Linked DNA regions of Homo sapiens: all the other regions are linked to region 1. The links are chromatin loops, found by intact Hi-C in ENCODE. Cell type or tissue: mammary epithelial cell. All regions are shown on one strand.

The links. A loop is a pair of places that touch in the nucleus more often than their neighbours do. Peaks named below come from ENCODE experiments on the same cell type or tissue, not always from the same donor. Only the 100,000 strongest peaks of a DNase experiment are listed, where the experiment ranks them.
Region 2: it touches region 1 in a loop (6-fold over the local background); 50 of 110 quality-filtered maps call a loop at or near these places.
Region 3: a loop joins it to region 1, with 7 times the contacts of the local background. A loop is called at or near these places in 3 of 110 quality-filtered maps.

Annotation. Positions count from the first base shown.
Region 1 is chr5:53,166,856-53,174,855 of GRCh38, forward strand. No RefSeq gene overlaps it. Among named protein-coding and RNA genes, the nearest start is that of MOCS2-DT, 61 kb to the left of the region's middle. In mammary epithelial cell, a CTCF peak has its summit at 4,082; a DNase peak (open chromatin) is centred at 4,066; H3K27ac peaks cover 723 bases.
Region 2 is chr5:54,225,005-54,233,004 of GRCh38, forward strand. The region is part of intron 1 of ARL15 (ARF like GTPase 15); the gene reads right to left. Among named protein-coding and RNA genes, the nearest start is that of ARL15, 82 kb to the right of the region's middle. In mammary epithelial cell, a CTCF peak has its summit at 4,362 (motif pointing left); a DNase peak (open chromatin) is centred at 2,307.
Region 3 is chr5:53,288,027-53,296,026 of GRCh38, forward strand. No RefSeq gene overlaps it. Among named protein-coding and RNA genes, the nearest start is that of MOCS2-DT, 180 kb to the left of the region's middle. In mammary epithelial cell, no CTCF peak of the experiment used is centred here; DNase peaks (open chromatin) are centred at 675 and 3,745; H3K27ac peaks cover 2,665 bases.

The DNA of each region.
Region 1 (8,000 bases):
TTTATGATTCAAATACTGTATCTTCCAAAGAATGCTACTCATGAACAGAAGTAATGTAGAGACCTCAAGCAAAATGTAGGATGAATGAGCTTGCCAGAGAAATGGAGGAAGTTTTTGTTTAAAAAAATCCCCTCTCTAGTCATTTTCAAAGTTATCTGGGAGCCATTGTTTATTTTTTTGTATTTTTCTATAAACATTAACTTTGAAATCAGTCAGATCTAGGTTCAAATCCTAGTTCTACTCCGTTCTACCCAGGTATTACTGAAAGTTTCTTATGCTTGATTTCTTCAGCTGTCAAAAGTGGATAATAGTACTACCTCTCAGGGAACATGCAAAGACTTACACGTAATGCATAAATAACACTGCATAATGCCTATTCATAGAAAGCACTTATAAGGGAAGCAGTGAAATTCTATCAAAACCAGTAAAGTACAGTGGATAAGAGATACCTAGTTCAACTCTCAGCTCTTCCCAGATCTCTAAATTGGGGTGAATTATTTAAACCCAATGCTGTACCTCTGTTTTCAAGTTTTTTCAATGCAAAGAATACCAGTGCCTACCTTTTTTATACGATGATTGTGAGACTTAAACGAGAAAATACGTGTAAAGTACTTGAACCAGTACCTGGCATATAACTACTCAACTGTACTTTTATATGTTAAACTCAAGAGGCTTTAAATTTCAAATAAATAAAATATAATGGGATAGTCATTTTGATTGCATTTCACTTGTCTTAGCTGGGAATCCTGAATGTCATGGCTACTGTTTCAATGTTCGGGTGGCTAGGATGCAGTGGCCTATAGTGATTGATTAGTAGCATGATTGCTGGAGTCAGGCATATATGAGTAAAAATCCTGGCTCTGACTCTCACTAGCTGTGCCACTGCGGACATGTGATTTAACCTCTGGAAACCTCAGTTTCCTTTCCTATAAAAAGATTACCTACTTCACTGGGTAATTGTAAAGAATAAAGAGGCCAACACCTATATGAGAGTGAAAGAACATTGCTGGGGATTGACATGCCCCTGCTGCCTACCACAACAGCCCCACAGGTCCAGAGACAGCTGGAGAAAGTTGGGGAAGTCTCTGTCTTGTGGGTCAGCTTCTCCTGGCTAGTTCCTAAAACTGGGAACAGTTCCAGGAACAAGCTGCAGCTGAGGACACAGAGAACAGAACTGAGAACAGAAACCAGGGACAGTTGGGAGACATAGCTGTGGGCAAATCTAGACCCTTGTGGATGAAAGTTGGCTGGACCTGGTGTCATTGGGCAATGACCACAGGAAGGAACAGATAAACAAGAAACATTGCATGGTCTTAAAGACACAGGAAAAGCCTCAAAATCGAAATAAAGAGCAAGATGATTTCTGTGAGTAGGCCTGTGGGAAGTGGAGAAGGAGGGTGGCTCTGGAGAAATCTCAGATACTGAAAATATCTGTTTTTGTTATATTACTAAGAGCCACATCAAATATGACATGGTTTTTGAACCACTTCTATACCTTCATTAATTAGTTGTGTTTTTGTTCATTCATAAAGCACTGGTTTATCATAAATGAATTAATTCTAAGCATCATTCCTTTTAATCCTCTAAAATAATCAAGTTTTATTGTATACAGTCTTAATTACAAAGTCCAGATGAGGTCACAGAATAGAAACTTTTCACATTAAATATTTCTCCCCCACAGAACACATTGTTTTCTCAGTCTACTGGAGTGGAGAGGAACAGATATAAATTATGTCAAAAGAAAACAAAATGTCTCCCTTAAAAGGGATTAGAAAACTAGAAGGAAGACTTAGAGTTCTGCAAACAGTGGATGTGTGGTTGATGTTATTCATGAAGGATGATAAAGTTAGGGATAATGGAATAAAATGAGGCAAATTGAAGTTAACCTTAGCCCTGAAAATAAAGATCTAAAATATGAACAGTTTATGAAGATATTTATTAGTCCACTCATCTTCTGATCTATAGATCAAAACCAGTGACTTCCTATTCATAAATTACTGCTTGGGAGTTAGTTGGGCAATTTTGGAAGGTTTTCAACTCCCAGGTCATTTGAGAGCTATTAATGTAAGAGCTACTTTGCTAACTGGTACCCTAAGGAGCTTGTAAGAATTAAGAGAGACAGAAGTGACTTCTGCACTTGGAGAATTTGGCCAAGAATAAGACAAATAGGAAATGGGATAGATCCTTTTGTGATTCAGGCAAGTCAAAAGGAGAGTTGAGATTTACATGCCCTTCTTCAGCGATTCTCAATCCCAGTAAATTGCAAGAGAGACAGAAGAGCCCTTATCTTGATTAGTGTCTCCATTCCCCTGTAGCCCTCTAGCAACTTCCTTTGAGACAAACTTATCATTGAGGATTCAGCGAGCAATTGCATTCCCATGTGTTTAATTTGTCATTAGAATATCACTATGTATCTTTCATAGTGCAACATTTATAATATTTTAGTAGAGTATTATAATTAAAATAATCTGACTTGATTGCACAAACTTTATTCTGGCTAAAAGATGCTGTCCCTGACACAATTTTTGTTAAAAATTTAATACTTATTTTTCAATGGAAAAGACTGGTTTCTTGTTACAGCCACAGTGTATTAGTTCACTTGATGATCAGCTGATATAATGCCCCATCACTCCTCCATCCAGTAAGATGGAATTCATATTTTGAACTAACTTCTGTCCTACACCTCAAGTCAGAGCATGCTGATCAAGCCATAGCAGTGCTTCTCCCACACTGGGCAGAAATTCTCTTTTTATTTATGTTTATATACAAAGTACATGCAAGGCATCAACACAGAGAATAGGGTAAGTATGCAATAGGTGTTTGTTGAGTGACTAAATGATGCTTATCATTTCTGACACTCAATACATGGAAATACTCTGCAAAGCCTACACAAAGCATGGCTTTAAATCACTTGTTTAGAAAATATATACAAAAATTTTACCATGTTGTTTTTCATTAAACCAGTTTAATCTCTCTTGTCACATTTCATAATGTAACTTGAATTGTTATATGATGTATTACTAGATAATTATTCCCTTTAAAGCCCTGAGTGTTAGGATTATCAAATGATCGATTCAGTAAGGCGATTGCTGCCTTAGACAAATTTTCAGCATTTCAGGAGGATATTACTAAAATTAGGCCTTCTTAACAGCTAAAGTTCCACTGATTCCTATGTGCTAGGGTGCCCTACAATTGTCCTAAACCCTCTGTAAATTTTGCCTATGTGAAAAGCAGAAGTGGTCTTTGGAACATAAAGAGCCTTTGTAACACGTTTTCATTACACTGGAAATTAACTGTTCCTGAATGCTAGATTTCTTAAACAAAGAAAGTCTTTGATATTGGGGCACCTTCTTATTTCAAAACTTGCCATGGGACAATATGCTGGCTATCTCAGGGTCTGGGTCAAGAAAAATGTGAAAAAGTCTGGGCCATTTCAACGTCTTTTTTGGCTATAGACAACCTCACTTGCATCTAACATACCAGTGATTTTAAGAACTTTGGAGGTGAATTACATTATTCTGTATAAAATATTTTTGTCAGAGGTTTGAACAATGACACTGACAGTGCAATAATTAGGGAGGAAGGAATCTCGAGGAACCCTCTAGTCTATCCCTCCTTTGGAGCAGTCCAGAACCTTACAAATTACTCTCCATAAATAAGGATTCGGGCTGAAATTTAGAGACCTGCAGACCAGAAAAACTGTGGTCTACTCCAGTGGTTTCTCCCAAACTCAATTCCTCACACTGCAATTTCTATGTTATGTGGAAAAGTTATCGTTAGCACGTTGATAGTCTATTAGATGGTAGCATTATTTGAAATATGAGCTATTCACAGGCAATTTTACTTTTTCACTATAATCACCTCAGATCAGATTTTGAATGAGCCTTTCTTTTTTGCTGGGATTAGAGAAGAAAATGCTTTTAGCTGAAGCTTCCCTTCTCCTCCCCCTCACCTAGGGCAATCCAGCTCAATCTGGACAAAACTCAGCTATGCTGAATGATTTGCCACAGGTGTATTCCCCCAAAAGAATGTGCAGTCTCCAAACCTCCAAATGACTGGTGTCATTTGGACACATCTCCATTGGGTGGCAGTACATGTTCAGAACAACCTAACATGGTTACTTTAGCACATTATTCCTGAAATAAAATCTGCTCTTTATTTTCTTAAATTCTAATAACAATCTTCCTTATCAAGTGACAAATCTTCCAATTCAGTGACCATGTAGTTGATAAAAGATGAATATAAATTAAACTGTTTTCCAATGTTTATTTTAATTAATGGTTGTAGAATCTATATATTTTTTGTTCACTATTATATCACTGATATCTAGTTCAGTCCTTGCCAAATAGTAAGCATTAATGATAGCATTTAAAACATAACTTTATGCCAATATAAAATCTAAAGACAAATTCTGAATTCAGAAAAATAATTTTTCTTCTCTATTCAACCTACTGACTAGGGTTTCAGCGTAAGCTATCCCATACTTGGTAATCTAAACCGTATTAAACTCAGTCATTATTTTTATCTGGCATAGTTTAGAGACATGTGCAATATCTTGTTTTTAATACAATATAGGTGGCAGTCGTTCAAGTTACCATGTACCATTAAATCATGTATATGGTCATGCAATCAATTTTCTATTTCTTACAGCATTTGTATTCCACAATAAAGAAGAAGAAAACTAGAACTAGTGAAGTGAAAGCAGCCAGTCATGATGATCTTAGGGGTTTTGATTCCTGTTAATCTCTGTTTTGATGTTTATTTTTATTGAAGATGCTTTTTAAACTAGTTTATTGAGCTAGGGCGCATTTTGGAAAGGGTTTTTGGCTATGGACAAATACCATCTGTATTAAAGTAAACTTGGAATTATTTGTAAGAAAAAAGATTATTAGTACAAACCAAAAGCAGAAAAAGATCCCAAAATGAGTCCTTGGAGAAAGCCAAGAAGAATATACAGGTTTGTTGAAAACATTTACAGCAAGTGGATATTTCAACTAAATAATCGTCATTTAAAATCTATTATTCCACAGTGGTAGTTGTAAGGTAAACTGCCTCACTATTACTTAAATGATTCTTAAGGATTTTAATAGAAAATTACAGTTCATTAAAAAGAAGCTGAGTGGAAATAAACATACATATTATTTTAACATACATACTCATATTTTAAAAGTTTATGTTCATGTGTAAGTAGACATTTTTACACATCATATGAAGGAAAATATAAGATTATTTCTTTGCTATAATTGTAAAAGCTATAATCAAATAGATTTTCAGAGATTTTTTTAAAAGTTTCTTTCAATTTTGCCAGTTAAAGGCAAATTAAACCACAAGTACAAGTTAAATCATGGAGCACTAGATGAGCAACATACCTAGTTTCTTTCTTTTCTTTTATTTCTTTTCTTTTCCTTTCTTTCCTTTCTTTCTTTCTCTGTTTCTCTCCTTTCTCTTCTTCCTTTCCTTTCCTTTCCTTTCCTTTCCTTTCCTTTCCTTTCCTTTCCTTTCCTTTCCTTTCCTTTCCCCTTTCCTTTCCTTTCCTTTCCTTTCCTTTCCTTTCCTTTCCTTTCCTTTCCTTTCCTTTCCTTTCCTTTCCTGTTTCACTCTTGTTGCCCATGGTGCAGTGCAATGGCGTGATCTTGGCTCTTTGCAACCTCCACCTCCCGGGTTCAAGTGATTCTCCTGCCTCAGCCTCCTGAGTAGCTGGGATTATAGGCATGCACCACCATGCCTGGCTACTTTTGTATTTTTAGTAGAAACAGGGTTTCACCATGTTGGTCAGTCTGGTCTCAAACTCCTGAACTCAGGTGATCGGCCCTCCTCAGCCTCCCAAAGAGTTGGGATTACAGGCATGAACCACCGTGACCGGCCCTATTTTACATTTATAGAAGTACAATCAGCATTGAATGCAATGTAAAGAAAGTTAAATTTTAGTTTTCCTTGGCCATTACTTGAGGAAACCAACCAACGATACTGTTTACCAAAGGAGTGTGACATACACAATCCATCAGACAAGAATATAACCCATCCGTTGGTAATAGAACATATAGTATTTTTTTATTTCTTTTTCTCAAACTATGCACAATAAAGAGATTTAATATAATTTTTACAAATATAATTCTTGGTCAGATGATTGCTACAAAGGATGTTTACACAAAAGTACTAAACAGATTAGGCTAAGACTTCAGTCCCTAAAGGCCTGTTATAAAAGGGACGGTTTCTTGCACCTGAACTGGGAAAGTGCTTGTCTACGGCTCTCTGATGCATGTGATAATTACACTGTCTGAGGTGGGAAAGAGTGAATCAAGCACAAATCATGCCTATTGTTCTATGTAGTAGTTCTCTGTTCACCTCCCTGCTTGGAGGTAATGAAAACGGGGTGTGGTTGAATACACGTGGAAGGATTTCAATGTTTCACATTCCCCACTCCTGCCTTGGAGCATGTCTCAAACCATAATCTGCCGGTCTTGTTGCTTGGGTAAACAGCGGAAAGCTGCCGCAGAAAGCAACTGGCAACCCCTAAGAGGACTTTGCCGACACGTGATGTCAAATACTTTTCAGTTGACTTAGAAAGAAAGACTTAGAGTAAGAATCTCCTTGTACATCAGCCAATGTGACCTTTAGAACATTCTGAGAAATGTTTTCTTCATAGTATAATTGGATAATGTTTTCAAATCACCATCAATGGAGCAGGCATATATCCACTAAATACTTGATGAGACTTCTCAAGAATTCATCCTTCGCATAGGCAGCTTTTAAGCAAACCGGTTTCAGTGAGAAGTGTTAGTTTTGGATTGGAAGTAAAGCTACAATTCCAACCTGCTAGTAATTAGTCTCTTTGTATTCTTTCTGATCTTGTCTGAATGCCACTTTCAAATGCTAGTGGAGCGGTTTTTGAGTAGAAATCTGAAGAGGATAGGTCTGACATTAAAGTCTCACCTCTGATCAGGCTAGAAATACTGGACTGACTTACTGTTTTTGTTTTTTTTTTTTCCTGATAACCCAAAAATCCAGTACTTAAAGTTGCCTCTGGTCCATGGGTTCCCTCTGCCTGTGTTTCTCTTTTTCTGGTTCTTCACATGTCAGGTTCCACCTTAAACTTCAGATGCCACCTCGACAGAGGGGCCTTCCCAACCTTCTTGTTAGACACTGAATTTTGTCTCCCCCAACCCACCCCCAGCTCTTATGTTGAGGTCCTAACCCCCAATGGGACTGCATTTGGAGGTAGGGTCTTCAGGGAGATAATTAAAGTTAAATGAGGTCATGGGGTGGAGGGAGGTGGCCAATCCAATAGGAGTGGTGTTTCTTATAAGAAAATGAAGAGGCTGGGTGTGGTGGCTCATGCCTGTAATCCTAGCACCGTGGGAGGCCAAGGTGTGAGGATTGCTTGAGCCCAGGAGTTTGAGACCAGCCTGGGCTGAACATGATAAGACCTCATCTCTACCAAAAAAAATTAAGAAATAGGCATGCATGGTGAAGCATGCCTGTAGTTCCAGCTACTCAGGAGGATGAGGTACGAGGATTCCTTGAGTCTATGAAGGTGAGATTGCAGTGAAGAGTGTTCACACCACTGCATCCTGGGAGACAGAGCAAGAAAAGAAGAAAGAAGAAAGAAAGAGAGAGAGGAAGGAAGGAAGGAAGGGAGGAAGGAAGGAAGGAAGGAAAGGAGGAGGAGGAGAAGGAAGAAGGGGAAGGGGAATAAGGAGAAGGAGGAGGAGGAGAAGACATCAGAGAGATTTCTTCCCCTCCCTCCCTCCCTTCCCACACAAGCACAGAGGAAAGGCCATGTGTGAGCATGGCAAGAGGGCAGCCATCTACAAGCCAAGAAGAGAGGCCTCGCTGGACACCTCCCCTGATAGCACCTTGATCTTGGACTTCTAACATGCAGAACTGTGAGAAAATAAAAGTCTGCTGTTTAAGCCATGACTCTATGGTGCTTTGTTATGAGGGATGGCCTGAGCAGATTAAGGTACTTACCATCTACAGGAGACTCATGGCCTCATCTC
Region 2 (8,000 bases), 1.1 Mb after region 1:
ATAGTTACATAGGTGAATTCTTAAATTCCCTCAAGTTCAACTATTTTTCTCTAAAAATGAGGCAAACAATACCTCATAGGGTTGCTGTAAAGATGAGACAAGTTAACGTAATTAAAGCCCCTAAAGGGTAGCATTTGGCACACAGTAGGTACTCAATTAAGATTCCCTGATTTTTCATCCTTCTGCCAAGATGGGGAAACTCAAAATTTCAGTCAGGTTTAAAAAGAGACTGAAAAGAAGTGATCAGAGGGACCGCAGCAGAAAAAAAGATGGCACCATGTCATGGGGACTAGCGGAGAGAAGCAAAGCGCCTTTATCCATCCACTCAACATAAATGTACTAAGCATTAACACCTGCTGGAGTGGATAACTATGTCAAAGGTGGTGGAGATGGTGAGAAGTAGATTATTTGACAACTAGGAAAGAGGTCCTTGCCGACTTGCAAGAAGAGTCCCAGCAGAACAGCAGGAGAAGATACTACTTGGCCAGAGGGCTAAGGAATGACTGGGTGGTGAAGAGTGACAGTAGGAAGAAGTGACAGTTCTTTGAGAAATTTGTAACTAAGGGAATGAGAGGCTCTTGTGAAGCGAAGGTTTCAGGAAAGTTAAGTAGCTCATAGGATAAAAGGAGGAAAGTCTGTGGAAAGGGAGAAAGTGATGGCAGGGAGGAGGTGGCAGAGTTCATTCACAGTGTAAGGCCCTGAAGCTGACAAGAGGGTGCCCAAAGTGAGGAGGCTGACCTTGGGAAGGAGTAAGGACACACCATCGCATCGGGAAGCAAGTGTGAGAAGTAGGCTGGAAATACAGACAAAGGTTCAGGTGTAAAGGAGAGCTGAAGAAATTCAATTGGATTACCATCTACCTTCTCATTGAAAAAGGAAGCAAGATTACTAGCAAAATAAGGAAAGCTGATGGAAATGGGACCCCAGGGTGAAGAAGGATCGAAAACTAAAAAGACTTTCCCAGGAGCAGTGAGGTTCCAGCAGAGGGAGGTGGCACACATCAATACTAAGCATTTAGCCCAATGTGATTGGGCTAATGTGATTTCCTCCAGTGATTTTCAGTGGCCTGGGATATAGACACGGGGGGAGTGGGAAGGCAGTCATAATAGTGGGCAAAGCAGAAGTTAAAAGGGCAAGGGATTCTAAGGATGCCAGTGAGCCAACAGCTGACACGGTGGACTGGGGAGGTCAAGGCCTGAAGGTTGAGCAGGGAAGGAAGGATGAGACTGAGTGACAAGAAAAGCGGCAGGTGGAAAATGGCCGTTAATTGGATTTAAGATGAGGAACAAGCACGTTTAGAGGAAATGAAGGAATGAGTAAGTGAAAGAACAGAAGGCTGTGACTGGAAGACAGCTCCAAGCTTGAATCCTTAGAAATGAGGCAATTCCAGGCCATGGAAAGGGTTGAAGCTGGCTGATTAAAGGGAATGCAGAAATTCCTGGAATCGAGAGGCCAGGCCTCCAGCCATTCATGACACTGGAAGCCGTGGTTAGCTATGATAATATCAGAAGACCAAGCTAGGCAAAGAGGAAGAGATCCAAAGGAGAAGAAAATGGAGGAAACAGAAAAAATATAACTTTCTGAATAGACTAATTTCAAAGACTGTTAAAAATAATCTTTCTTTAGAAATAATGCCTTGCTTTTAGTCTAAGTTATTAAAAAAAATGAGTAAAACCTTTAAAATCCACAGCAGAAAAAGCCATTTCACCATTTATATGTCTTCAACTGAAGCAAAAATCAAGGACCTGACTCTTTGTTCTTCAACTCAACACATCTGATACGGTGTGGCTATGTCTCCAGCCAAATCTCATCTTGAATAATTGTAGCTCCCATAATTCCCAAGTGTTGTGGGAGGGGCCCAGTGGGAGATAACTGAATCATGGGGGTGGTTCTCCCATTCTGTTCTCATGGTAGTGAATAAGTCTCATGAGATCTGATGGTCTTATAAGGGATTTCCCCTTTCACTTGTCTCTCAATTCTCTCTTGCCTGCCGCTATGTAAGACATCCCTTGCTTTTCCCCCATGATTGTGTGGCCTCCCTAGCCATGTGGAACTGTGAGTCAATTAAAACTTTTTCCTTTATAAATCACCCAGCCTCAGGTATATCTTTATTAGTAGCATGAGAACAGACTAATACACTATTTCAAACAAGATGGCAAAGTAACTGGTAACAACTGAAGGAAATAACGCTGCTTCTGTAAGCACTGAGGCCAAGTTGTCTGAGCTCACCTTCTCCCTTCACACACTGGGGAAGGAGGAGGCCTGATGACAGGATCCCTACACAGCTTGCTCAAGCACAGGTGAGCCACAGCACATCCTCCTGCAGCAAGCAAGGTGGCATGACTAACACAAGACCTAACCTCATTGCCTTTACACAGCTCTTTCATATCCATTACCTCTCTTAATCCTCACAGGCTCTCTGGGAGGCAGGTATTACTATGAGCGGCTTTTTATCAGTGAAAAAATAGAGACTTGTGGGCCAGAAGACTTGCTCAAACGCTGAGTCTGGCAGAAACCAAGGCCCTCCCACTCCAGAATTTAGCCCTTTCCACTAAATCCCACCAACTGAATGACTGCAAGGGCCAGATGCACAGGAGACAGCGCAGTTCAGAAAGGCCTGAATACTTCTGGGTCATTCTCAAAGTCACACAGGGCAGCTAAAACATAAAGCAAGATAAGCAGCATCAGCAGGTATTCCTTAGGGATACTTCACTTACAACTGAAAGAAAAGATAACTTTTCCACATTTGAGCACATTGAACAATTGTCAGTGTGCTCACAATTCATGAGAAGACAAGAAAACCCAGAGTCTACAGAAATCAAAAGTGACAGAATCATCATTTCAGAGCTGTAGGTACAAAACAGTAAGTGGTCTCTGGGTGTGCAGAAGGAGTTAACATTTTCTACAGAGTAACACCTTTTCTGAGAAGAGACTGGACTGGCAGAAGCAGGAGATAAGAGGATGGGTTGGAAAAAACCACAACATCTTCTCAAACCAAGAGAAAGACAAGATAGAAGTAGAGAAGGAAACTTGGGACTTGTATGTCTGTAACGCCAGAGGACCCTGGGCACCTTACATGAAAATTATCAGAAATGCAAATTATCAGATGGCTAATTTCTAAGGTCACCTGGTGCCAAACACATTACAATTTCAGTCTCTGCCTCACACATCTCACATCCCTAAAAATAGAGGCAAAGGGGACAAAAATTATCTTCAGAAAGCCTGGTGTCCACTAAGCCTGGCAATATATTCTATGACAAGCCACATTTTATCACAGAATACTACAATCTGAAAAGGTTCCCTGAGATACATACTGCTAATCTAAAGAAGTGTTGAACCAAAATTGTAACTAAATCACCAAATTCTGCATAAACCCAGGGGGTAGAATAGGTTCAATATTCAGGACTAGCTCAAACAGGTGAATTTACTCAGATAACTGATGAAATCTCATCTTCTAAAGTCCTTATTACCACGAGGACTGACCCCCCCACCCCCACCCACCCAGACAACAAAAGAGAAAGTCAATTAATAATTATGATATAAGGTTATTCTCACCTCCCCCATTACTGTTTCTTGGAGTTTTTATGAGGTTTTGCAATAAAAATTTATAGCTATCTGAAATAGTTCTAACCTCTTCCACAAGTAGTTTGCTTATTTGTTCATCCTTTTCCTCTAGCCCATGTAAATAAAACACAACCTTCACTTTCATGGTAAGAAAAATATTCCCTTTAATGAATTTCAGGAATCAGGAAGAAAACTGCGCTAGTCTCATGGATCTCATGTTAAGGATTCTAAGAATTCTTTACTTAAGAGATCTGTTTTCCTTATTCCTCAATCTCCTTTAAAGAAGCTGAGCATTTTTAAAAGGATATCATAGTATTACTTTAAAAGCACCAAACATAGCATCCCTGAAAATAACATGTTTCCTGTCGGGAGAAGCATGTTAAGGTGTCTGTGAGAGATTTCTGGGGTTTATTCTAATCCATGTTTCTGGGGGGCATCTGGGACACTCTAGGAACACAAGGGCCCCTCTTTCCACTTTGGTTGTCACTAGTCACACAGATTTTCTTACTACTCACTGCTTGACTGAGTCGTCTCAATTCATTAAACATTCTCTGAGCTATTGGCAAGACTTCAACCATGGTGACATTTCCTTTACACTAGATCATCCAACTATAGCCTTCCTAGAAAACAATGCTTGGACAGTAGCAAAAGCCTGTTGGGTCAGCTAACGACATCAAGTTATAATAAGATCTCAAAGTTTGTCTTTCTTTTTAATTTTTGTTTTCTTCTCTAGCAGTTACAACATGCACCTTGAGATGGTAATAGTCAAAGTATTGACTGAATGTGCCTGCCCCCTGGTGGCTGGTGGGGTGAAGGACACACTGTAGAAATCCTTCGGGTACCTGCATCAGAATCAGACACGAGAGATATGAAAGCAAGCACACAAATCAGAATTTGCTGTAGTGGAGTATTACGAAGATCTGGTATAAAATGAAATAAAATAGAGTTTAAAAAAGGAAAACATTACTAACAAACAGTTTTAGAGACAAGTCACCAAGATCTTAGCTTGAGATACACTAACCCAGGCTCCTCCTGCCAAATTATGAGCAATTATTGTGCTAAGTATCTATGTGCACCTGTTGTTGTCCTAGCTTCTTCCAATTAAATTATAATCTTAAGATTATTGTTATTCGGAAGAAGGAGTCTAGGTTAGCATATCTCAAGCTAAGAGCTTGGAAACTGAAACACATTTTAATTGTGGTCATTGCTCCACACCATAGGGGCTCCCTCTGGGACATGGTCTCAACTGGCTCTGGCCGATTCTGATCCCCACCGGCAATCTCACTTCCCGTTCTCCCCTTTGAGGCCAAATTGTCCATGGTGACTTTAAACCTGGATTCATAGATGCCTTCAGGACAGGGAAAAATCTAAGCCTGTGAGGCAGCAATACGGGGAGTAAAGGAGACTGAGGAGAGACCTGTGGTGACTAGGAACATGGCTTCCTACAGGCATTCAAACTCCATTGTTTAAAATTAACTCTACATTGCCCAAAAAACATTTTTAGAGCAGTGCTCTGCTCACCCCTGTAATCCCAGCACTTCGGGAGGCTGAGGCAGGTGGATCACAAGGTCAGGAGTTCAAGACCAGCCTGGCCAATATGAAATCCCGTCTCTACCAAAAATACAAAAATTAGCTGGGCATGGTGGCAGGTGCCTGTAGTCCCAGCTACTTGGGAGGCTGAGGCAGGAGAATCGCTTGAACCGGCAGGCGGAGGTTGCAGTGAGCCCAGATCGCGCCACTGCACTCCAGCCTGGAGACAGAGTGAGATTCCATCTCAGAAAAAAAAAAAAAAAAGAAAAGAAAAGAAAAAGAAAAAGAAAGAATGAAAAGAAAAGAAAAGGTGAACCAAAAAAGCACAAAGAAGGAAGAAGAGAATGTCCTGAATGGCCTTTCCCAACCACCAAAGACATGCACCCAGATGCCTCAATACGGTCTCCTCAAATGCCATGGGACTACGTCAAAAATATATATATATCTTTCCAATGAACCAGCTCCTGCTCTTGATTTTCCTATTTCTCTCAAAGAAATGATCACTTTCCCAGCCAGCTGGACTTGGAAAAGGTGTCATCTGGACCCTCTCCTCCTCTGTGAGGTATGAGCAAGTCTTCCCTGTAATCCTGTCCTCTCCCTCTGTGCGCCCTCATCCAGGTTCTCACTCCCTAGGGCCTTTTTCTTGTTCCTATGCATCCAGCATTTTCCCTTAGAGATCCCAGTATAATAAATTACTCAAATATGTGCAGTCCTTTGTAGTTACAATGTGCTTTTGCCATATTTTCTATTTTAGTTTTATTTTTGAGTATATAACAGCTTGGTAGGTAAGCAAAAAAAATACTATTTCTATTTTACAGGAGATGAAAGAAATATTGAGAGGAATTAAGTGATTTGGCCATTGCCACTACAGAATCTCACTAATAGCATTTTTACCTAGATCAGTAGCCCATTTCTCTCTCCTGCTCTCTGTTCCTCTTTCTCTCTCTCCCTCTTTCCCCTGCTCTTTCTGGTCTCCAGCACTGTATAAGCCAGTTGCTTGGGGAATGTTTCCACGTGGATATCCCACAAACACATTAAACTCATCATGATGAAAACCAAATGCACCCTTGGCTCCTCTCAACTTGCTGCTCTGCTGTTCTCTAGTTCAGTGAACAAGGATCACCCACCTAGAAACCTGGAAGTCCTGACTCCTCATTCTCCTTCACTGACCCATCCAGTCACCAATTTTCAAGTCTACAAAACTATTAAACTGTTTCTCGAAACCAAGTTTCTCTCAATCCCCACTGCCCACTTCTGCCACCCTCATCCAGCCTATAACATCCACTTCTCTGTCTCTCTCATAACACTCTTATCTGCACAGCCCCAGTCAATCCATCCCTCACACTTCACCTTGAATAATCTTTCACTCTGCTTCTTACAACATTTTGATGTCTCACCAAAACCCTCAAAATAAAAACCAAGCTCCTTAACAAGGCTGGCAGAGCTCATCAGCTTCTCTGGGTGGTAACTCCTTATCTTAGCTTAGGCTACCATGACAAAATACCAAGACCCTGGGTGGCTTAAACAACAGAAATGTATTTTCTCACAGTTCTGCAGGTCGGAAAGTCCAAGATCAAAGTTTGAGAGGGTTCAGTTTCTGATGAGGGCTCTATTTCTGGCTAGCAAACCATTACTTTGTCCTCACATGGCCTTTCCTTGGTGCATGAGTGTGGAGAGTGAGGGAGCTTTCTGGTGTTTTTAAAATAAGGACACTAGTAGTATCAGATTAGGGCCCCACTTTTAAGACCTCATTTAACCCTAATTCCCTCCATATAGACCCTATCTCCAAACGTAGTCACTGGGGGACAGAGCCTCAACATATGAACTTGGGGAGACACAATTCAGTCCATACTCCCTCTCCAATCTCAAGTGAAGGCCTGACCACTTAGCAGTCTACGCTGCGGCCACACTGACTGCTCATGTGCTGTCTCTAAATCCAAATCCTTGTGGAGCCCTCTCCAGAACCCTCTCCTTTTCCTTAGGCTCCCTATACCTTTTGCTTAACTAACCCCTCACTCTTTAAGTCTCAGCCTCCATAGTCTTAGTTCTTCCAAAAAGTCCTGCAATCTGACCTGCAAGCCCTTTCCCCTCTGGGATTAGAGGCCCTCACCAAATGTTCCCATGATCCTGACCACATTTGCCTGTATCCTTTACTAGATTCTTGGCTCTTTGACAGCAGGTACTGAGGCTGTCTGTTCACGGCTGCAACCCTAACATAACCCAAGAGCACTATTAATACATAGTGCTCTTTCAATAAATATCATTGTCAAATGCCATTCTCAAAAAGGTAGGCAGAAAAACAGGAAGGGAAGGAGAGACCAGAGTAAGCAATGGCTCCTTACTATCTATGGAAAAAAGTTTCCAGTTGTTCTGACATTCGAAGCTCCCTTCCACTGGGCCTCAAGACCCTAAGTTCATATTTGAAAGGCTGCACAGGAGAAAGCAGAGCCTTATGCTGCATTTGGGGGTAAAAATAGAACCAACAGGTAGAAATATGGGAGAAACAGGGCAGAGTGGGAAGGGCAGGGGTGCTTAATTAAAGACGCATGCCCACCTACCAGGAAAGCCACAAAATTGCTTCTCAGAACTTGTGTTCAGGGACCTCTCCGGTCTGCTCTGCCTTCAAGACACATTCTTTTCTCCTCTGATTTCCTCTATTCCCACAAGAGCCATCAATTGGAGTCTACCCTCAGCCCCTTGTTCGGCTGACACTCATGTTCACCCCTGCCCTCATACACCATCCTTGTTTGCAATGGCTTCACAACACCCAGTTCTATGCTTCTCCTAGTCCAGCCGTTTTCAATGTGTGCATGGACTCCTGAGGGTCCCCAAGACCCTTTCAGAGGATCTGCAGGATCAAAACTAATGTCATCATACTAAGACATTATTTACCTCTTGCATTGTGT
Region 3 (8,000 bases), 120 kb after region 1:
TTTTGTTGTTGTTGAGATGGAGTCTTGCTGTGTCACCCCAGGCTGGAGTGCAGTGATGTGAGCTCGGTTCACTGCAAGCTCTGCCTCCCAGGTTCATGGCATTCTCTGGCCTCAGCCTCCCGAGTAGCTGGGACTACAGGCATGTGCCATCACAGCTGGCTAGTTTTTTGTATATTTAGTAGAGACGGAGTTTCACCATGTTGGCCAGGCTGGTCTTGAACTCCTGACCTCCAGTGATCCACCCGCCTTGGCCTCCCAAAGTGCTGGGATTACAGGCATGAGCCACTGCACCCAGCTGAAATCACTCTTTTCTAATGGGAAACATTGACCATTTCCATAGGACCTAAGATTTCAGGAGACTCTGAGAACTCAGGATTCTGAAGTGAATCTACCCAGATTTTCCCATCCTAAGTCTCAGAGTCCCACTCCTTTCCTATCAATTTCCTGAGCTTGATGTAAAATATCTTCTGGAGGTAAGACTTCAACCTTCTCTCAAGTCTTACTACTCTTATATGAACTCTAGGCCTGGTCCTCAACTCTGTCCTCTGGCTGCAGGAGATTAAGGATTTCCTTGAATGCTCACTAGGAAACAATCTAGCTTGTACATTTTTGTCATGAATTGATGAATAATCACTCTATGCCTGTCACCACCTGTCCAATGATTCAATGGTATTCAGGAAGGCCAAACAAGACCATGGTTATTATAGTTACCATTTCCCTCATATACCTCAAGTGCCAAAAATATTGCAGCATCTGGTGTGTCCTCTTCCAGTTATATGTCATCTTACTTCATCCCTGGTGAAAATTTTAACAATAGCACCTCACTTACATGCCAAGGATTATCTGCATTCCACTTACCACCAGTGTTGATGTTGTTCACAATGTCAACCTACCAGTGAGTGATCCATCTCCAAAATTCCATTTTAGAGTAGGGTTTCCAGGATCCATCCGATCCCACTGGCTTGTGTTCATTTTCTGAAGACAAGAGATGGAGGGTTGCATGCAGGTTGCTAGGGGACTGCTCCTGTGAGATACACCTGCAAAGAAGTGAAGAAGACAGGAGTGGAGGAAAGGCAAAGGGTTGAGCTGACCTGCCACACAGTTTAACTGAGACCTCAGACAACCTTCTGAGAAGCTCTGGAGCCATTGTATTAAGACAAGATTTTTGGGCTTTTAAATGTCTGGACTTTGACTGCAGGGCACACCATGGGAGAGAGAATAACCTTGAGTAAGGCAGTTTCCTTTTGCCAAGGGCAATTCCCATGCACAAATCAACTGTGAACCTTCAAAAGCTGAAACGCTGAGCATCTGGGTAAGGACCTTGAAGAGAGGACCTAAAAGGAACAACAAAGGATTTCCCCTTTTTCCTAATTTCTGCCTCTCTGCTACTCAATCATGTGGCAGTGCCTAAGCCTGTGTTTTAAGGATTTTTTTTTTAAGACAGCAGAGTAAGACACAGAGCAAAAGCATAAATTATACCAGTTATTTGACTATTGTCTCTCCAAAAACTACTTCCCACACTGTGTTCTACAGTACTGGTGCTGAGACTCTGCAAATATATTTTTTCCAAATTTCTTTGCCAGTATCTTTAGGCAATGAGTTATCTCAACCTCATTGCATCCCTTAAGTGGTATTGACAACATCCCAGTCACACGCCCTCCTCAGAGGTCTGAGCTCCACAGAACCCCTTCCTTGATTTTTTTTTTTTTATTTTTTTTTGAGACAGAGTCTTACTCTGTCACCAGGCTGGAATGCAGTGGTATGATCTTGGCTCACTGCAACTTCCACCTCCTGGGTTTAAGTCATTCTCCTGCCTCAGCCTCCCGAGTAACTCAGATTACAGGTGCCCGCCACCACACCCAACTAATATTTGTATTTTTAGTAGAGACAGGGTATCACCATGTTGGCCAGGCTGGTCTTGAACTTCTGGCCTCAAGTGATCCGCCCACCTCAGCCTCCCAAAGTGCTGGGATTATAGGCATTAGCCACCACACCTGGCCTCCCTTGATTTCTTACCCCCAATTTTTCTCTTTTGTTTTCTCAGCTTTAAGGGATGGTGATATGGACAGGAGACAGGGAAACACTCAGTAGAAGAGGGTGGTTACCTGGCAAAGGCCCCACTCTCAAGCCTGGATACCCGTGGCCCTGAATGAGGACAGGCATTCCTGTTTTCACATCCAAAAGGTTGCCTTTTGGCCCACCACACCCCCTATCTTGTACCCATATAAACCCTGAACCCCAGGTTCCAGAAGCAGACGAGGAGACAGGAGACGAGCAGATGAATGGCAGAGTGGCACAGCAGAGAAAAAGAGAAGAGAAGGAGCATTTGAGTGCTGAGAGGAGTCAGGCTGGGGATGGTCAAAGAGTAGTTTGGCCACTGGACAGCCAAACTCCAGGGGAAGATCATTTTCCCACTCCATCCCTGTTCCAGCTCCCCATCCATCTCATTGAGAGCCACCTCCGCCACTGAATAAAACCACCGCATTCATCCTTCAAGTCTGTGTGTGACCCAATTCTTCCAAGATGTTGGATAAAAGCTCAGGATACAGAAAGTTGTCCCATTGGCCCTCTGCCCTTGCAGAAAGGCAGAGAGGGTCCACTGAGCTGGATAAATTCAAGCCATCTGCAGATGGCAAAGCTGAAAGAGCCCACTGTAACACACCCACTTGGGCTTTGGGAGTTGCAGACACCCACCCCTAGACACTACTGGTAGTAAAGGTGGAGCCCAAAGTGCTTGCCTGGCTCCTGCACCTTGCCCATTTGTGTGCTCCCCCTCCCATAAGAGGTTTGAGCTCCTAGAGACAGAACAGAGAGCCATACCCCTGTCGCAAGTCCTGCAAGGTGCGCAGTGGTGGGTTGGGGGGCGGGGAGCAGGGAACTCTCCCATCTCAACTGGGCTATTGCTGAGTTTCCCTTCTGTTTTTTTCAGCTTTTCAATTCCTCTGAAATTAATCTCCTATATTCAATTTTCTCTGTCAACATACCTCCTGTGATTTGTTTTCTTGACATATTCTGCCTGAAACAGTTGTTTGTAAAAAGAAAAGAAGGTAGCAGAGTTCCTTGTGCTTGAGAATAATTTTGATAATTTGGAACAGCTCCTTTAGTGAGTTAGTGCAAGAATTTGTTGCGCTGAACCGAAAACTATCTACGAATTTTCAGTAGCACCATTTGCATAATGGTATCACTGCTTCTGGCAGCCAAGTTGTAAGAGGAGCAAAGGCAAACATTTGAGTTGACTAAAGGTTTGCTGAGTAGATACATTATCAGAAGGGCAGGGGGCAAAGTTATTGAGGATGCTATCAGAAAGCAGTTTTAAGTCAGAAATCACCCTGAATACCGTCCAGTACACAATAAAACTTTTTTCACAGAGAAATCAAACTGTATAAGCCATATAAATAGAACTTGATATCAAAGCTTTCTTATAGTAGTACTTAGAAGTGAAAAGACTGTACTGTTTTTTCATATCTGTCTAAAGTTTCAATGATGTAATCATATTATCATATGATCAAATATTTCATAAAATCTTTGCTAAGCAAAACTAGTTCATTGCTATGGAGTCATCATTTGGATTCTGTTTAGGTTACATGTAGTTAATAAAGAAATAAATAGCTGAACTCTCTGTTTTGCCTCTTATCTTTCACTTCCTTTGTCAAACACTCAAAGCTCAGGGAGGGTCACTTGAGCACAAACTGTTGCAAATTTCCAGAATAACAGCTGATTCTGTAATCTTGTATTGTGTAATAAGATTCTGGAGAACTACCTTGTCAGAGTTAAGACTGTCTCTGTCAGCAAAACTTGCCATTTGCTATTGCAAAATATGGTTGAAGACAACTCATAATCTTGGGCTACCTAATTAAGGAAACTTTTAAAAATGATCTTCCTGACAAAGATTACAGCCCCATGAGCCATCCTTACCTATACCTCAATTCCTTTAAGGAAGTTAAATCGTATGTAGGAAATAATCTCTTTAGGATACAGCCCAGTAGTTCCTCCTCTAATACAGACATTGTTCCTTCAAAGAGCTCACTGTCTCCTCCATCTCGGTTAAGCTTGGTTCTTCCTATGGCATCACTTATCACTTATTCCTCAGATGGAACTAGAGATGTTTCTAAGGGTTTCTCCCACTCTATACCTAATTAATTGCTCTAGGGGAAGAAAAATGTCTTGTCTTTTATAATCTTGAGAAAGCATGCCTCCTTGTGGCAATAAACACAATTCTTTTAATCAATTAGAGACATTTCTGTTTGGTTGTGGCATTTTTGGTTGGAAAACAACAAACTCCATTTAAATAAAACCAAGAAGAAAATTGCATCTTGAATTGGGCTCTTCCATACTCCCTAAAGTTCTTCCTGTATTCCAAAGTATTTCAGACCAATGAGTATTTGCTGAAACTGGGCAAGGTGGGAAAGCAAGAGAGCATGCTAGAGAATGGCAAAGTCTCCACACCATGAGAAACCTGAGAGATAGTAAAATGACACATCCTGTGAAAGAGATTTTTCAGGTGAATGGTACACAGACCAGGTTTTGGAAGGAACTTGCACCTGGATTATAATTAACCCAGGTGTTCGTGTTATCCATTAGTGTGTAACAAAACACGGGTGATCTAAAATAACAATCATCTATTTGTTCAGGATTCTGCAATCTGAGGCTGAACGCAACTCAATGTTTTGTTGGTTTCATCTGGGGTCTCTCACGTGTCTACAGTTGTCTGGGAAATTGACTGAGACTGGAAAATCCAAAATGGACTCACTCATACCTCTACTGCTTCATTTGTCAGTGGCTCTCCATAGATTGTAAATGTTACATCTTCTTGTAATAGTATGTTTTCTTCTTCCCCTTATTTCTTAGTTTCATTTAAGTAAACTATCTCACCTGAGATATTTTTTTTCTACCCTAAGTATTCCAAAGCACCGTGTGCATTGGCCCCAAACCCCAATATCATGGCTGCATTTTAACTTCCTTTTCTCTCTCTGTATCCTCACCTCCCACCCATCCTACTTTGGCTTCAGCCCCTACCCCTACCCTTATGCTAACTAAAACACAGATTAGATGTAGTTGCTTCAGAGCAGACTCTTCTTGTTCATGGTTTTATTCCCAGTTTCTGACATAGTGCCTGGAACAGAATAAGGGATCAGTATGTATGTGTGGAGGAATTATCACCAAATATCAAAATCATGAATAGAAAGTAAAAATGAAAATTGCATTCCACCCAATGGAATTTCCACAAATAAATAACAGAAGTCATTCAAAAGGATGTAAAGTCCAGGGGTTCAAATGAAGAGTCATTACAATGAGGTAATGGCAGCATTTGATAAAAATCCATTGCTTCATAAGCATATTTGATCAAAATAGATTTCTTCAAGAAAAACAAAAAGTACAGAATGAATCATTTAATAAAGAGAGATGAAGCAATAATATTAGTGTAGAATTGTTCACCATGTCTGAGTATGTGAAAAACCTAACAAAGTCATTTTAAGCCAAAGAGGTTTTTTTCATCTAAGCTTATTTTCACCATTTATGTGATCACAAACTAGTCTCTAATTCTTATTTTTTGGACATCATGATATATAAATCAATGAATGAAAAAAAAAAACCACTCAGTAAAACAAGAGAAAACATGTGGTTGTTGTCCAATCTTTTAGTCTCTAAAATTATAAAGCCTTCCCAGGATTTTATATTTGGCACTGAAAGCCCTTTCACCCAGCTACATCTTTACCCACTTGGTTAACTTATATTCTTTCTTCAATATTCAGGTAACTTTTTATCTATTCTAAGAAGTCATCTAGAAATCATTCTGACTGTATTAGGTAACATCGCACAGGCTCCCCAAGTACTATCTCCTAGCATTGTGATACCCCATTAAAATGATGTATTCACTCACCCATTACATTACAACCTCTTTGAATGCAAGGAGAGTACCTAATATGCAATAGACACTCAATAAATGTTTGTGGAAGGAAAGATTGTTGGGAGAAGGACTATGTACCATTACATGGTTACTGGGGTGACCATGGGGTGGTACACTAGGGTACTGATAATCATTCAGTACAATTGGAAGGATGTCTACGAGTCATGGCTTTTGTTCATCTTACCTGAATGTGTTGTTCTGTATATATTTCCACATTCTCCCATCCAATCATGATCCATGGGTCTGCGTTCATGATGAGTGATCCCCTCAGGGGATGAGGCAGAGCAAGGGCATAGGGAATGAGAAGACTGGGGAGGGAGAATGAAAAAGGAATGGAGAATAACCCAGGAATCATCCCCTCCTAAGTGAAGATTACTTCCAACCCTTAACAATGATGACAAATTAACATTTATTTATTGAGGACTTTTCTAACATACACTGTGCTAAGCAACCCCAAGCCTTGCTTCTTTTCATCCTCACAAAATGCCTATGAGCTACATGTGCATGAGAAAAGCAGCATTGAGTTATATGTTGGGGAAATAGCAGAAACTTGGATTGAGTTTAGTTCTGGCGAATCCATAAACTCATATTCCCTTTTCACCACTACACTATGTGGCTCCAGCATCCCTAAGCCAGCAAGGAAGTTCTTATCTTCCTACTAAAACCTGCCCTCTGAGTCTAGTAATGGCAAGTATAAAAGTTTTTCAAAATATTGGGATTATTATTCTATTGTTTCCTAATAATTTATTTACTTACTTTTACAACAAACACACCCTCAGACTTTGAGGTCTATAGTCTAAGAGAGAGAAGGCAAAATTCTCTGCTGAAATTTTAGTCTATTTCCACTTCAGGAGGCAACACTAGAGTCAGATAGTGATCAAATTGTCACTTTATTGTTGGTACAGCTAGATTGGAGAACATGGCATGGAATCAAAAGTCTACTTCCCCATCCCAGTACTGAACTTACCACCCAGTCACTGGCAAAACAGTTGGACAACCAGGCAACTGTGGCCACTCTCCTAGTTCACATCCAACTTCCCATCTCCCCTATTCCCAGAAAGGGTGGCAGTGTGCTTGTTTGTTGATCCTTTTGCCAAATAGAGGTAGGAACAGGATTAGCAACACAATTTGCAAAGTCCAGAGCAAAATAATATGTGGGACCCTTTGGCCAAAACCAGGAAGAAGTGCTGTTAAAGATAATATACAAACCGTTTTTCTTTCTTCTGAGACGTCGCTCTTAACTTGTGGTTTTATTTGCTACTTAATATCTTTCTAAGAAAAGAAAAGTGAGAATTTTCTATTACTAGCAGTGCCAAATAGTGATTTTTACCAAAAATTATTTTGATCTATGAGCTGACAACTTGTTTAAGAACTCCTGAAATGTTGTTAAATGCAAATAATTGAAAACATCTGATTGCAAAATCTATTACCAGTTCATTTGAGTCATTCATTTTCTCATAACCAACACTTATCAAATTATTGATAATTAAATCTGTTATCCTTTCAGCTAGAGGCTTTTTGTATAGCATGATACATTAAGAGAGAATAGAAAACTTAAATTATCATGACTTGTATAATCTTTTTCCAATATAATTTTTATTTTATTTATTTCTTTACTTATTTGAGACAGGGTCTCACTCTGTTGCCCAGGTTGGAGTGCAGCTTCAAACCTCCAAAGCTCAAGTGATACTTTCACCTCAGCATCCCCAGTAGCTAGGACCACAGGCATGTACCACCACACTTGGCTAATTTTTGTTGTTTTTGTTTGTAGAGATGGAGCTTCACCATGTTGCCCAAGCTGGTCTTGAACTCCTGCGCTCAAGCTATTCTTCTACTTTGGCCTCCCAACGTGCCGGTATTTTACAGGTGTGAGTCACCATGCCTGATCTCCAGTATAATTTTTTAAATAGACTCTTCTTATGTTATGTATTTTGAATACATTTTGTCATATCTTTAGACCTGTTGATTTATCATTTTTATCACGTAACTTATATAGAAAGTCTCCATCATACAACTTTATTGGCAAACCCAATAATGGTTGTCAAGTGCTTCAGCTAAGTCAGACTTATTTTCTTGCAGAAAAGAAGCTAAC